3 separate regions of the Mus musculus genome follow, and all the other regions are linked to region 1. A link is a contact called in ENCODE POLR2A ChIA-PET data. All regions are on one chromosome and are shown on one strand. Each heading gives the region's core, a stretch centred on a gene start or an enhancer-like site at or near the end of the contact. The rest is flanking DNA. Distances are from core to core; before and after follow the strand shown. Region 1 holds the start of Xbp1 (X-box binding protein 1). Region 2 holds the start of Rhbdd3 (rhomboid domain containing 3). Region 3 holds the start of Dbnl (drebrin-like).

The links. ChIA-PET counts read pairs that join two places held with the same protein, here RNA polymerase II (POLR2A).
Region 2: POLR2A ChIA-PET joins it to region 1 with 30 read pairs in Patski. The contact joins the promoter of Rhbdd3 here to the promoter of Xbp1 in region 1. POLR2A ChIA-PET finds 5 or more read pairs at or near these places in 3 of 5 experiments (Patski and embryonic stem cell).
Region 3: POLR2A ChIA-PET joins it to region 1 with 15 read pairs in Patski. The contact joins the promoter of Dbnl here to the promoter of Xbp1 in region 1. POLR2A ChIA-PET finds 5 or more read pairs at or near these places in 2 of 5 experiments (Patski and embryonic stem cell).

Annotation. Positions count from the first base shown.
Region 1 is chr11:5,518,358-5,523,528 of GRCm38, forward strand. Xbp1 (X-box binding protein 1) reads left to right here and starts at 2,284. Exons shown (of 6, transcript NM_001271730.1): 1 at 2,284-2,843; 2 at 3,566-3,662; 3 at 4,976-5,110. The coding sequence starts at 2,638.
Region 2 is chr11:5,096,063-5,101,233 of GRCm38, forward strand. It overlaps Rhbdd3 (rhomboid domain containing 3), which reads left to right and starts at 3,211. Exons shown (of 9, transcript NM_177370.4): 1 at 3,211-3,504; 2 at 3,686-3,836; 3 at 4,335-4,525. It overlaps Ewsr1 (Ewing sarcoma breakpoint region 1), which reads right to left and starts at 3,034. Exons shown (of 17, transcript NM_007968.4): 1 at 2,947-3,034. The coding sequence starts at 2,959.
Region 3 is chr11:5,786,018-5,791,188 of GRCm38, forward strand. Dbnl (drebrin-like) reads left to right here and starts at 2,466. Exons shown (of 13, transcript NM_001146309.1): 1 at 2,466-2,625. The coding sequence starts at 2,543.

The DNA of each region.
Region 1 (5,171 bases), core at 1,034-3,533:
CGGGTGCCTCCTCTTCCAAATGAGCCTGGCTCTCCTCCCTGGATGACTTGGGGGACCAAGAACCAGAACCTAGATAGATCAGAGATCTAGGGTAAAACCAAACTTTGCTGGTTTAGAACAAACAAAACAAAACAAAAAACTCAAGCAACCAACAAAACAACCAGTTCTAGCCTCCTGCGTGACTTTGCCACAGGCCAAGGGATCCAGGGTAAAGCCTGGCTCTGTTTTCACAAGGAACATTTTATTTTCTCCTTATTAAAACAATACTAATGTGGGGTCTGGAGAGATGGCTCAGTGGTTAAGAACACTGACTGCTCTTCTAGAGGTTCTGAGTTCAAGTTCCAGCACCCACATGGTGGCTCACAACCATCTGAAATGGGATCCGATGCCCTCTTCTGGTGTATCTGGAGAGTGAGTGTATTCACATACATAAAATGAATAAATCTAAAAAAAAAAAAAAAAAAAAAAACCTCAAAAAAAGCAAAACCAAAACAACCTGATGCATGGGGGTGGTTGGGAGAGGGCTGGGGGTGAGGATGCTGTGTTCTCTGGTGATGAGCTGGAGGCCTTGGATGGGGCGGCAGGGAGGAGGGTAAGTCTATGGGGGTATCCCTAGCTGAGATTCCTACCAGAGGGGGATATAGAGACTGAAGTGGCCACCTCCTGTAGCCAGGCAAGACTTCTAGAGGAGAGAAGGGGACATCAATCGCCTTGCCTATAAGAAGTGCAGGGATAAAGATGGAGCAGACCAATATAGCCAACCAATGCCCGGCCCAACTTGAGATCCATCCCATGTGAGAGAGCGGATCCCTGACACTACTAATGATGCTCTGCTAAGCTTGCAGTCAGGAGCCTAGCATAACTGTCTTCCGAGAGGCTTCATCCAGTAGCAGATGGAGACAGATGCAGAGACCCACAGCTAAGCATTGAGTTGAGCTGGGAGTCTTGTGGAAGAGATGGGAATAGAACTGAGCAGTGGAAGGGGGTCAAGGATGCCCCAAGGAGACATACAGAGTCAACTAACCTGGGACCATGGGGGCTCACAGAGCCTGGGCCACTGACAAGGAAACCTACAGGAGCTGAACTTATCCCCCCCACCCCCATCTGTAGCAAACGTGCAGCCTGGTCTGTATGTGGGTCCCCTAACAAGTGGAGTGGAGCTATCTTGGTCTCTGTTCCCTGCCATTGGATCCCCTCCGCCTCCCTGGACTGCCTGGTTGGGCCTCAATGGGAGATGTTGTACCTAGTCCTGCTGAGACTAGATGTCCCAGGGTAGGGTGGTATCAAAGAGGTATTCTCTAAGGAGAAGGGGAGGGAGCAATGGGGGGGGGGGATTTGTAAGGGTGGGACTAGGAAGAGGGGGCTATGATTGGGATATAAAGTGAATAAAAAATAAATTATTGGAAATAGGAAAAGGAAAAAAAATACTAATGTAGGGGTGGCTGTGTAGGTGAAAAACGCCCAGCACCCAGGTGAAAGGTTGGCAAGGCTGAGCCTGATCGTAACCCCAGTGGCAGAGAGCAGAGACAAGCAGACCATGGAGGTGTAATGGCCAGCCAGCATAGCCTCAGGGGCAAGCTTCAAGTGCACTGACTCTTATAAGGCGGAAAGCAATAGAAGAGTACACTCTCCCCCACCCCATCCCATCCCCTGAAACCTATTTCCACCCCCTCCTCACTCCCATTCCCTAATGAAAGGAATACTAAAGTCTGGAGGTATATATAGCTCAGTGGTATCTCTAGTTCCACAGTAAAGGGGAATAGTGGAGTGCTAGAGCATTAGGTTCTGGGGTCTGGCTCCAGCACAGCAAAACAAAGACAACAGTGATAAAAGCTCATACCAGAAGAGATCAGAAATAAGAAGAAAAACGAAACCACATGTATTCTCACTATGCAGACTTTATTTACTAATCCCTTACTACATGCTAGCCAAGGCTCTAGTGTTTTCTTTTAAAGTTATTAATTTATATCAATTAATTTATATGAAATAGGGTTTGATCTATAGCCCCAGCTGGCCTAGCTAGACCTCCCTATGTAGCCCAGGCTGCTCTCAAACTGGCAATAAAGTGCTGAGATTACAAGTGAGTACTACCCTGCTACATTTAGTTTTGCAATCATCTCATTTTCTAAAGACTCATTTTGTGAAAATTTCCCAGGTGTGTGTGTGTGTCCGCTAACCCTAAGCCGGATATGCCACCAGTTCAATTTTCTGCTGTACTGGGAAGTGGGGGGGGGGGGGGGACGGGACGGGGGACGTAGCGCCGGACATTAAAATGGGGTCGGGCTAGGGTAAAACCGTGAGACTCGGTCTGGAAATCTGGCCTGAGAGGACAGCCTGGCAATCCTCAGCCGGGGTGGGGACGTCTGCCGAAGATCCTTGGACTCCAGCAACCAGTGGTCGCCACCGTCCATCCACCCTAAGGCCCAGTTTGCACGGCGGAGAACAGCTGTGCAGCCACGCTGGACACTCACCCCGCCCGAGTTGAGCCCGCCCCCGGGACTACAGGACCAATAAGTGATGAATATACCCGCGCGTCACGGAGCACCGGCCAATCGCGGACGGCCACGACCCTAGAAAGGCTGGGCGCGGCAGGAGGCCACGGGGCGGTGGCGGCGCTGGCGTAGACGTTTCCTGGCTATGGTGGTGGTGGCAGCGGCGCCGAGCGCGGCCACGGCGGCCCCCAAAGTGCTACTCTTATCTGGCCAGCCCGCCTCCGGCGGCCGGGCGCTGCCGCTCATGGTACCCGGTCCGCGGGCAGCAGGGTCGGAGGCGAGCGGGACACCGCAGGCTCGCAAGCGGCAGCGGCTCACGCACCTGAGCCCGGAGGAGAAAGCGCTGCGGAGGTGGGCCCGGCGGGCAAGGCTGGGGCGCGGGGCGGCAGGACTGGGATTGGGACTCTCTCGTGTGTGCCAGCTGGTGGGCTCCGTACGGTGGGTTAGATTCACCTCTAGTGTCTAACCTGGGAAGCGGAGCTGAGGGGGATGCCCCTCCGAAGGTCTGCGTCGGGGGTGTGTGCAGGAGCTCCCGACACAGGCACAGAAGAAGGTGCCCGACGCCCAGTCCTCTGTAAATGCTCGCTCTTTGTGGTCGTAGGGTAGGAACCGCTCCAGCTGTCATTGCAGCCACTTGGGAACCCCACCCTGGGAACCGAGTCCACAGCGTCCGGCATCCCGAGAGTTTGGCTTGGGGAGGGACAGTTGGTAGCGTCCCCGCCGCCTTCACGGATATCGCTCTAGCAAGGAGCCTGTGGGACGGAATTGGACCCAGAAAGTAGCGGGGGAGGAGGGAAGAAGCATATGACGCAACGGGAATGTATCAGCCCGGTGGTAAAATGAGATCCGGGTGGACAGCCGCACGGGAGAGAATCAAGCAAGTCTTCAAGGCCTGTGGATAGAAAGCAGCGTGTGTATGCGTGTGCGTGTGCGTTTTGATAGGAGCTTTAAGCGTGTTTACTTGCTAAGCCTTATTCTGTAAAGTCAACGAAAGCACCAGCTGGCCACGTCTACAAATGAAGACACATGAAAGCTGGAGATGACTCAGTTATGTTCCCTGTCTCCTCCCCAAGGAAACTGAAAAACAGAGTAGCAGCGCAGACTGCTCGAGATAGAAAGAAAGCCCGGATGAGCGAGCTGGAGCAGCAAGTGGTGGATTTGGAAGAAGAGGTAAAGGGACTTCAGGCCATGCTTTCATCCCATCCATATCAGGGCCCATCCTAAACTGCTTCAGCCCTTTAGAATACAACCCAAAGTGCCATTTAAAGTTTAACCAGCCTAGCAGATAGGCCGTGAAAGCAGACGTGACTCACCCTGGCCTGCCCTCCCCTCGGAGATTAGCCAGGTTGGATAGATCATTGGTTGCTTAAGCTGTAGCGCCGCCTGTCTTTGCCAAAGGCTCACTAACGCTGCCCTTCCTTCTGGGATCCCCCCCCCCCCGCGCGCCCCCAATCCTCCCACCCTCTGTATCCTTTCTGCTGTCAGTGCCCTTTTGTGCCCCTCCACCCCGGCATCCTTTTACCCTTTGGGGAGTTATTTTAGTTTCTAAGTTAAGTTTAGTTAACTTTAGCTATTTCTAGCGTTTCTAGGCATTGCCACATTTACGTCCATTTATATGCGCACGTGCGCCCTGGTTTGAGTTTGGGTCACCTCACTTTGTAATACACTTTCCAAATTTATACATTTTCCCTGCTAGTTTCCTTTCTCTATACAGGCGAGTGGTACCTCACTGTGTGTGCACCCCACTTTCACGGTTCTCTGGGCATCTGTGCTCAGCATCTAGGCTGCCACCATTTCTTTGCCATTGGACCACTACCACTTGCACCAACACTTGCCATTTCAAGACAGGATGGTGAATTATTTAAAGATTATTTTTAGATAGGGTCTTAGGTTGGCCTGTAACTCATGGCATGCCTCCTGTTTTACCATGCTGACATTACAGGCAGTGAACCACCTTGCCATACTTTTTTTTTTTAAAGGTAGTGTATTAACACAACTGTAAATTCAAGCTGCAAGTGACCTTTTTTTTTGGCTGAAATCTGCGAGTAGTACTTGTAGGCATTATGTTGTTTCTGTCACCATTGAAAACACTTTTGTTTTCTTCAGAGATTGGCCTTGAATAAACTTGCTTCTCCCGCCTCAGCCTGCTTGAGTGTTCAATGGCATTTTTGGGGGGACAGCTTGATGTCTCCCAGGCTGTGCTCTAACTTGCTGTGTAGCCAAAGATGACCCCAAATTTGTTTCTCTTGCTGCTATGTCCCAGGTGCTGGGATTACAGTTTATGCAGAGCTGAAGATGGAGCCCAGGGCTGCAAGCCTGGGAGGGCAGGCCTTCTCCCAACTCCTCTGTCCCATTAGCCACCGGTGACAGAATGGCTGTGACCCGCACCAGCAGGGAAACAGCTGGAGCAGAACTTGCAGTGGATTCTTTAGTGACGGAACCACACGGTCTAACCGCACGGCCTCTTATGTGATTCCTTACAGAACCACAAACTCCAGCTAGAAAATCAGCTTTTACGGGAGAAAACTCACGGCCTTGTGGTTGAGAACCAGGAGTTAAGAACACGCTTGGGAATGGACACGCTGGATCCTGACGAGGTTCCAGAGGTGGAGGCCAAGGTAAGTATTGGGAGACCTGGCTGCAGCACTACCTGGCTGCAGGTTTGTGTTCTGGACCTCC
Region 2 (5,171 bases), core at 1,961-4,460, 420 kb before region 1:
TTTTTCTGAGACGGGGTGCAGCCCTGGCTGTCCTGGAACTCACTCTGTAGATCGGGATGGCTTTGAAACACCCGCCTTTGCCCCACAAGTGTTGGGACTAAAGGCCTGCACCAACACCACCTGGCCTGAACTCACCTCTTAAAATCGACTCTTTCAACCTTTCTGCACCTCATGGGACTACTTTCCTTCTACACTTTTAAATTCAGAGCTCTGATTACCAATAGTATCAGTAAACTGTTCAAAAGATATCTACAATGAAGAAAATAATCCTCTAACAAAATTCTGAAGCATTTCCAATAAAGCTACATTTTCTGTGGTGGTGAAGTAGTGGTTCTGAGATAGGATCTAACTACTTAGCTGGCTGACCTTAATTAGTTATATAGACCAGGCTAGCCTCAAACTTGCTACAGACCCCGTATGGCTGTCTACAACTAGTGTTGAAATTATAGGTGTGTACCTCCATGCCTACTTGCTACCTTCCTTTGTCTACCTTTCTGCCGTTTATTTGTTTGTTTATTTATTTATTTATAGACAGGGTCTCACTATGTAGCTTTAGCTGGCCTCAAACGCTGCGCTCCCCAATCTAGGATTAGATGATGACTGGCTACTTGCCACATTCTTTATATGAAAAACAAACAACAAAGCAAATACTGCAACCTACATTTTGTTGAGGTTTCTGTGTAAAAACGACTTTTTGAGTCATTGGCATTAAGTTTGATGTTTACAAAGACTTACACAAGAGCAGTTATGTAAAATTGGCAATGCTGATACAGAACAGCCAACCACTTGAGACGAGGGTGCTGCCAAAGGATTTGGTAGGCTAAGGAAAAAGCGACCCCCCCCCCATGTTTATCTACCTACAAGCATGACACTGAAGCAATGGTCAGATAATTTAACAATTGAAAAAATAAGTCTTTAAATGCCCGGATACGTAAACACTTCACACACACACACACACACACACACACACACACACACAGAGCAGGCTGAGAGATTATGATGTAGGGGCATCCTAGAATGCTAATGTTTTACTTTTTGTTCTGGTAGTTATTTAGAGACTGTAATTCTGCTTTACTGGACACACTCTATAGTTACTGTTCTACAAGATACAGAGGAGGGAAACCATTACTCCCCTTAGGCAGTGGCTTGCTTCAGGGCAGCCATTAGCCAAGCTGAATAGGAAGGTTTAGGCTACATAATTCCTGTAGCTAGCAAGGGTAAGTTTGTTGGGACCAAAAAAAAAAGTTATTTTAAGAACTGAAAGGCTCAAGAAAAAAAATTTTTTTTCTAGGACAGGATTTCTCTGTGTAGCCCTGGCTGTCCTCAAACTCAGAGACCACCTACCTCTGCCTTCCCAGCACCGGTGCATCGCCACCGACCCTTTAAAAAAAGTCTAAAACTAAGTTTTTCAGGAAAGCCCTTAATAAAGTCCCCTCAGCAGGGCCAGGACTGTGGGTATAGCAGAGCACACTTTTCAACTTAAATTTGGTTCAGGGTGCTATCAACATTTTCTGATAACAAAGATGACTAAAAAGTGGCAATGATCTATCAAGCAGAAAAACTGCAATTGCCTTCTTGGGCTTTAGAGGTTAAGAGAAGGGTAAAAGGACCACCAAAGAAACCATTTTCCACTAGGATATATTGGACTGTAGTCGTATCTCAGTCTTCTCTTAGGGACACTTTGGGTAGCCTGGTACCAAAAGCAAGCTGTTTACTAACTACATCGTTTGCGTCGTCAAATTGTGATGCTGGAAGCTTTCCTAAGCCAAATGAAGAACCCAGAGCTTTTCCTGTCACCCCCACTTGTTTTCTCCTCCTGCCTCCAAGGCCACATCACCAGACCCTAGATTCCGCTAGAAGCAAAAACAAAAACAAACAAAAAACCCGCCACTGTGCCAGTTAACTGTATTCTAAACTGCAGGTGAGGGCTAGGCTACACTTATTCTCTCGGTAAGGACCACAACATAACCATCACATTCTAGAGTTCCCGCCCTGGACTTTCAAAATCCGCTATGGGTCTCTTCCCCTGGCCTCAATAGGGCCAAGAAATAAATCAGCCGGCTAGCTTAACGAGCAGGCCTACAGAAACGTGGCGTGCCGAGGCTTTTCTGCCTCTCCTGGATCAAAGCTGCTAGAAATCTCTTTCTGGAAAAGAGTCTCCTCTCCGGATCCAGACGGACCTTGTTATACAACCGATCCCCCGCGCCGGTTGCTGAGAAAAGGACACTGGGAAGCCACTGCTTTTTGGGTAGGGAAGGAGGTGGAGTTAACTCATGATTAAATCGAAGCCTCTTGAGTGGGGAGCACGAAGATTTAGGGGAACCAACTAGGTCCTCCGAGGGGGCAGCTTGGTCGGGCCGGGCCAGGCCTGGGGGATAATGGGGCTCCCCTCTTAAGCCGGCGCCCCTCAGCTTACACATTCGCGACGGCTTTTTGTTTGTTTTTCTGAGTCCCTACACAGTAAACACTTGCCCTGGGGCTAGCGATGGGAGGAGACGTTCCACGGGAAACCGGCCACGGCTTCTCGAGCCGCCATCAGACACCTCGCTTCACGCGCCTTCGGGGTGATGGGCTCCAGGCCCAGCCGCGGTCCCCTTCGGGCCCTCGGAGGCCCTAGGCCCGGCCCACGTGGCGAGAGACCCGGAGCACCCGGCCCCGACAACCACCACACAAAGGAGGCCTGGACGGGCTCTGCACGCCTCAGCTACCGCGAGGCCCTCGCGCGCAACGCGGCCGCCAAAAGGTTCCAGAACCAGCCCGCCTAGTGGGGGAGGGGAAGGGAACGCGGATCCCCCACCCCCACCCCCGAGCTCGTCGGGCCGCGGCGGGAACTCCAACCCCTTTCGGCGACTTCACTCAGTCATCCCTGCCACCCCCAGAGACGAGCGCCTCCCAGTCTGGGTGTCCCAGCTGTCGCCGGCGGGACCGCGATCCCACTCCGCTTACCCGTGGACGCCATTTTCTCGCCTTCCTCCTCGTTCTCTCAACGTCCGTCTCCTTCTCGCGTTCCCCCTAGGCGCCGCACTGCGCAGGCGCGAAACCCGCAACCTCGGACGCTACCATCGGGCCAGGCCTCGGGGGTGGCCGAAGAGGAGCGAACCGGAGCTCTTCGGCTCTTCGCTCCCGAAACCGTTGACCCGATCCTCTCCCAAAGAGCCGGACGTGACGAGTGGTCTAAAAAAAAAAGGCGCCTCGGGGGCCAGCGCGCCAGTGAGCGAGGGTTACCCACGAACCCGAGAGCTCCTTGGCGCGAGGCGCGGTGGCTCGGAATGGTTACGCCCGCTGGCTCTAGGGACCGTCTCTGAAGAGTCTGCCCTGGAGGGAGACGGAGGCTGGCGGGAGGGCTGGGGGAAGGGATCCCGGCCGGCCTGAAACAACTGCTGACTAATCGGCGGGCGGGATCACGCGCCTCTGTGTGCGTGCAGCGGGTTTCGGGCACCGAGGGCTCGGCCTGGAACCGGCGGCCGGACTTACCGGGCGGGCCCCCCTGCTCGGTTTTCTAGGGTGGGTGGGGGTGGGAGGACATGCTCCCCAGGCCCCTGGACGCGTGGCCTGAGCGGGCGGGGGAGGGGACCGAGGGCCGTCGGCTTGGGAGGGAGGCCGGGAATGCCGCGCCCGACCCCAGTAACGGTCGGGGTTGAGAAGCCCTGTGATCGTCCTTCAACCCATCCCCTTGTTTCAACAGAAAACCCAGAACCCACGAAATTGAGTTCTTTCCTTAAAGTTACAAAGCTGAATGCGACCCAGACCCCGGGCCTCCCCTCTCTGTACACCGCCCGGAAGCTTCGCCACACTGTCCTTGCCTTCCCACTCTGTCCTCCTGGCTTCCCTGCAAGGTAGGCAGGGTGTGATATGCATAGCTCTGAGGTCTCTGACAAGGGCTCCAGAAAGACACTGAGGCGGATTGTTGGCGATTGGTGGGGTTTTTGGTTTTGCTTTTCTGAGAGTTACTGACACAGTGGACAGACACAGACAAACATTAGCATGGCGGGCGAGGACTCGGAAGAAACCAGGGTCCATGTGGGAGAAGTAGGCGTGTCGCACCCTTCTGAGGATGGGCGTGGCTTCAATGCCGGAGCTTCTGGCCCGGGGCAGGCAGGGAAGGGAGCTGGGAGCCCGATGTGTAGCCCCCCAGTTCCCCATTTTATGTAAAATCACCTTCAGGTGAGAGATCCAGGCGTCCGAGTCTGTTAGTTCGCCACTCATAGTGTCTCACTAGAGGCCGGTCGGAATCTGAAGGGGAGAAAGGCGTGTATTGTGTTCTAGGAGGAGCAGCTGGATTCATTATTGGATTCTTACAAGTTACGTTTTATTAATTGAAGATATGGTTGCAGGAGTGTTACGGCTTGCCTATGATGTATGAGGCCCTAGTTTCCATTCCTATCGCCAAGAAAGAGAAGAGACTGGTCCAGAGGACTCGAGGCCCAGTTCCCTATGTCCATGGACCTGTCCCCTAGTGCCCAGGGATGGAATGGTTGTAAGAAGGTGCAAGAGGAAGCTTCATTTTAGGTGACCCTGCCTCCAGGTAAGGGTGAAATCTGCCTGCTTTTCTGAACTTCAACCCAGTACCAAAAATAAAGGGTGGAGTTCACCCCAGCAGGACCTGGGACTATGCTAATATGTCTTCCAATGAACACCAGCCTTGAGTCTGGAGACAAGCCATTTGAGTGGGGGGGGGGGGGAGCCAAACTTTGCTCATTAGGATAAAATTCACAATATGGGAAGGGAACATTGACAATTCAGAGTGAGTAGGAGATGGCCTATTGAGGGATGGAGGCAAGGCCAGGCAGAGGAGATTTTCATATTTGGCATCTGCAAGGGAAAGCCTTGACAAGGAAGCTAAGTCGAATCGCTTTCTGCCCTGAATCAGCTCAGTAGGAGACTCAGAGGACTGCCCAGGAATGGTGGGAGGGCCTGGAGGAAAGGCAGTGTGAGAGGAGAGTACAGGAGAGAAGCTATGCTCGGTGGGCAGGGAACGACCATGGGGTCAGAGTTTGTAGCAGCTGCTGCGCCTTTACTTGTAAGCTATGTGCCTCCCATGAGTCATCTCTCCAGGTGGTGCTTTGGGTTGGTTTGAGGAAGAGCTGGAGCCTGAACCAGGTGCAATGGTGCAGATTTGTGACCCAGCACTTAACACCTAGTCAGGACAATCTTCTATCCCAGGCTGTGGA
Region 3 (5,171 bases), core at 1,216-3,715, 270 kb after region 1:
TAGAGGCCAGCAGAGGGGAAAGGCCTGGTCCAATATGGTATATTAGTGCTATAAGCATCCATACTTAAATCTTTCAAGCATTGTAGTTTATAACTCCACACAATCTCCAAGCCAGTCCTTGCTACTGGAGAATAAGTAGGAGGAAGAGTAAAAATTGGGCCCTCTGGTGTCCCAGTGTAAATTTTCTATAATTGACTGCATAGCTAAAATGAGCTTGTATACCAGCTAGACCATTTGCACAGTCTGTGCTCAGGCAAATCCTTTGGGTTCTCTGCCACTGAGAAGGGAGGGCCACCTACATCATGTTCCCCGGGCTCTGGTCAACCTAGGGGAAAGATTCTTGAGTCAAAAGTCTTATTTTGAAAATAAGCCATTGTGTGGGTGGTCCGTGCCACCCACATATGTATATATTATACTTCCAAGCCCAGTCCTAGGTCAGTAACTGAACAGCAAGCAGATCTGTAAAGATAACTGTGGGGTAATGTGACCTTTTTTCCCCTGGGTGGACCCTAGAGATCAGAGAGATGCATGGGGTTAAGTTGGTGGTTCTTCACGTTTGAGTCGCATATCAGATATCCTATATATCAGATATGTACAGTGCCATTCATAACAGTAGCAACATTGCAGTTATGAAGTAGCAATGAGATAATTTTAATGGATGGTGGACACAACATGAGAAACTATTAACGAGTCACAGCATTAGGAAAGTGGAGAACACTGGTTTAAGTGATCTGTGACAAATAAATGACTGTTGGGGCTGTGGGGATGGCTCAGTGGGAAAGTGCACTTTTCGCACAAGCTTGAAGACCTGAGTTCAAACACCCAGCAACTGCTTCAAGAGCTGGGTTTGGCTCTGTATATAGCATCAGTACTGTGGAGCGGCGGAGACAGGAGGATCACTGTGGTTTGCTGCCTACCAGCCTAGCTCCAGGCTCAGTAAGAGACCTGCCTCTAAGGAATAGGGTGGATAATGAAAGAGCAGGATACTTGACACTGTCCTCTGGCCTCCAACAGCACAGTAGTATGCATCTACCCTGGCCCATGTGCATATACCACACACATAATAACCTCTCTTGGAAGATTTGGGCTTGCTAGATGGAGCTGAAGTTTCTTCTTGTTTTTGTTTGTTTTCGGAACAGGGTTTCTCTGTATAGTTCTGGCTGTCCCTGGAACTCACCCTGTAGACCAGGCTGGCCTTAAACTCAGAAATCCAACTGCTTCTGCCTCCCAAATGCTGGGACTAAAGGCGTGCGCCACCACTGCCCAGCCAGAAGTTTCTTTTTTAATACTTTTTTGAGAGAGGGACTCACTTATAGCCAGTAATCCACTATGTAGACCAGGCTGGACTCAAACTCAGAGATCTATCTGCCTTTGCTTCCCAGGTTCAGGGATTGAAGTCATGTGCCACCACACCCATCTTATTTTTATATTGTGTGATTGTTTAAGTGCACCATGGCCATACCTAGTCCCAGCAGAGACTAGATGAGGGCTAGGGCTGGAGTTACAGAGGGTTGTGAGCTGCCACATAGGTGCTAGGAATCAATCCTGGATCCCCTGGAAGAGCAGTCAGTGCTCTTAACCACCAAGCCATCTCTCCAGCCCCTCCACCCCTTTTTTTGTCTTTGAGATAGGCTGGAACTCAACTATGTAGACCAGGCTTGCCTCTGCCTCCCCAGTGCTGAGATTAAATACACGAACAACACTTCCAGCCCCATTCTTGCAACATTTTAAATGTAACTTCGACCCCCACTGTTCTAGTTTCATTTCTGTTGCTGTGATAAAATGCCCTAGCTAAAAGCAGTTTAGAGAAGTAAGGGTTCGTTTTAGTTTACGACAACAGAGTATGGTCTCTCATAGGGACGTTCAGGCAACTGTCTGGAAATAGAAGTGAAGCACAAAGCAGGTTCTCTTCATTACCCCACTATCACATCAAATATTTCATTTTACTTTATTTAGAAGATCTAGGCAATGCCCAGGCCGGGCTAGAACTCAAGCTTCTGCCTCTGCCAGTTGCGCGCTAGGATCACAGGCTTGTACCTCTACGCCTAACACAGCAGATTCATGTTTTTTTCCTTTTCTTCTTTGGTTTTTCCAAACAGGGCTTCTCTGCCTAGCCCTCGCCATCCTGGAACTTGCGCTGTACACCGGGCTAGGCTGGGGTTGAAGGCGTAGCCATCATGTCCGACTATCAGATGAAATTTCCGAGGCGCCTGCGCGCATACAGCTTGCTCTTAAACAAAATACATTAACTAATGAGAGACGAACCAGCGTGAAGCTCTAAATCGAGCCCACGCCCTGCAGATGCGGACGAACGAGGACCTACGGGCAGGCCCGCCTCTCGTGGATCTTCATTCACCAGCACCCCGCCTCAACTTTACCCTCAGCCTAGCTCGCCTTCTCTCCACTTCCGCTTCCGGCCTCTTGGGCGCGGCTTCTGCACGTCAGAGGCGAGGCTTCCGGCCTCCGGGGCGGGGCTTCCGGCCGTCACTGGAGGCCGGCAGAAAGCTGAAGCTGCTGCATCGCGGGGACCGTGGGGCGTGCCATGGCGGTGAACCTGAGCCGGAACGGGCCGGCGCTGCAGGAGGCCTACGTGCGCGTAGTCACCGAGAAATCCCCGACCGACTGGTAGGCAGCAAGGCGGGGCCGGAGAGGCGCCAGAGCGGGAAGGTGGAGGTCGCGGCGTAGCCGTAGTATTGCAGGATCACCTGTCCACCTTCCTGAAGCCTAGCGAGATGCTACCCCACCCTCGCCACCGCCGTCCCCCCGGCGAGTACCCCCGGGCCTCTCCCCTGCCACCTAGTGGTCGGTCGGCTCTGCCCTGAAGATCTCTGCCTGGTTGTGCTTTCTGCTTTCCGCCAGGCTCTGCGTTTCTGGGACCTCACTGGACAAAGGGGTCCCGCGCAGTTCCCCAACTCCCTGGAAGGCGGAAACCACGTCTTCTAAACCCTGAGTTCAGGAAGAGACCTTGAAAGCGGCGTGAGCAGTGGGTTGAGGTCATGAGCTCACACAGGGCTCAGTCAAGGATGTCACAGGTCTGGGTCCCTGATTCTGGGACTGAAAATGGGATCCTGTCACCTGTTTGAGAAAAGGCTCCATCCTTCCTTCACCACCCCAGGAGCCATTACAGTACTGTGAACTAGATCTGAAGTTTCTGGAGTGGCCCTGCTGAGCCCTCTTAGGTTTCTGCTACATGCATACCAGTCTATAGTAATTCTCTTTCACTTTCCGTTTACTTAACATGCTTCCGTTAGCCAGTTTTTAGTGCTTCAGTTTCTCAGACATCTGATGAGTATGGCAGGTGGACAAATTCTGGGGAACACAAACTGGACTTTGGAGTTCTGGTGGGGCCACCACTACCCTGTGGTCAGCACTGAGGGGCGCTATACTGAGTTTGCCTGTGTTGAGTCTTCCCTGGAGACTTCCCCTATTGCAGAACTCTGGCCAATCATCTCTTCTGTTCTACTGTGTTGTCTCTCCTCTTTATCTTTTGGCCCTCTAGTCGTCTCAGAACCATCACTGTTTGGGGAATACCTCACAACCTAGCTAGCAGTGCCCTTCACCCATGCTTATAACTCTTCACTGACCTTGCTTGCTTTGCTTGCTTGCTTGCTTTTGAGACTGTGTAGCTCTGGCTGGCCTGGAACTCACTGTGTAGACCAGGTTGGCCACGATCTCACCTGTGTCTGTCTCCCGAGCACACATTGAGCCTCCTACTAGAATCATCTGCTCCACCTTGGTCTGACATTGTCCTGCCTCATCCACCCATTGTTCCTTCTGAGGGTGCAGATCTTGCTCTTTCCCCATACACTGTTCATCTGCCCCAGCAGCCATGCTACTGCCCAGCTTCCTACAGTACTGTATGCAGACGGTGCTGCCACTCCAGTTGAACGAGCCTCTGGCCTCCACCCTCACTGTCACAGCCATTTCAGTAGTCACTCAGCAAGATTTTTGTGGCAGGTCCCCACTCGCTAGCTGAGAGAATATCTGGGCCATCTTAACTTCCCTGCCCATAAATGCAGTGTCTTCCTGTTGCACTTTAGTAAAGCCCAGACTCTTACCCTGTCTGCCCTGGTTCCTGTTGCCCCTCCTGCTTACTACTCTGGCCACACCTGTTGACCACCCTTGTACCAAAGTCTTTCTCTTCCTCAAAACTGCAAGCTAGTTCCTCATCAAACAGAACCTCTGATCTTGCTGCTTCCCCTGCATGGAACATACATATACATCATCTTGATTGCTTCTTGTCCTTTATGTCTCTATGCTAGGGTTGTCTTCTCAGAGAGTCCTCCTAAATTCCTAGTACATGGGCCACATGCATGCCTTCAGAGGCCAGAAAAGACTGTGGAGTTCCCTGAGACTAAAGTGATAGTCACTTTGTCCTCTCTCCTAGTTTCATTTCTTTGTGATACAAATAAGAAACATGCTGGGAACCCTCATGGACTCTGTGTGTGTGTGTGTGTGTGTGTGTGTGTGTGTGTGTGTGTGTGTGTGTTTGTGTGTGTGTGTGTGCTTTTTCTCTTCCCTAACATGGTCAGGTAGACCCTTGTGCCTAGCTGTCATATGTTTTGATGGATGGATTAAGCCATGCAGAAAAAGAGACTGTCAAAAAGAGGTAGTCTTCAATTTGGTAGCCAAAAAAGGTCACACACACAGAGCTGGTACCGTGACACTGTAGACCAGAGCCATAGCTTTAGTTTCTCTCATCTATAATCTAGCTTCAGCCTCCTCCCTGAAGAGCCTGGCATGACCTGTGCTTATCTGGTTCCTATTACACTCTGTGTACACTGTACATTAGCATCAGGTGTAGGGAAGTTAAGCTCCATGGGTCGGACCTTTTAGGAATTGTTCATAGCTGCAGTCCAGTCAGCATACACGTACCAGGCGTTGTTCACACTGATTTAAAAGAAGAGGTGAGAGTTCTATTGAAGGTAAGAAAAAAAATCTCTGAACTGGAAATTTTATTTGGGGCGATATGTGTATTGTGCATGTGTGCGTGTTCATGTGCAGATGCACTCACAGGACACACAGGTGCAAGGCGCCAGTAGATGGAAAAAAAGCCACTGGACAACTATCCATTAGAGCCTTGGTGGCTCTGTGGTCTTCACTGGAACTCAGTGTTGTCATTGTCTACTTTCTGTTGCTATATCTGCCTGGTAAAGTGCATGTTTGCAGGA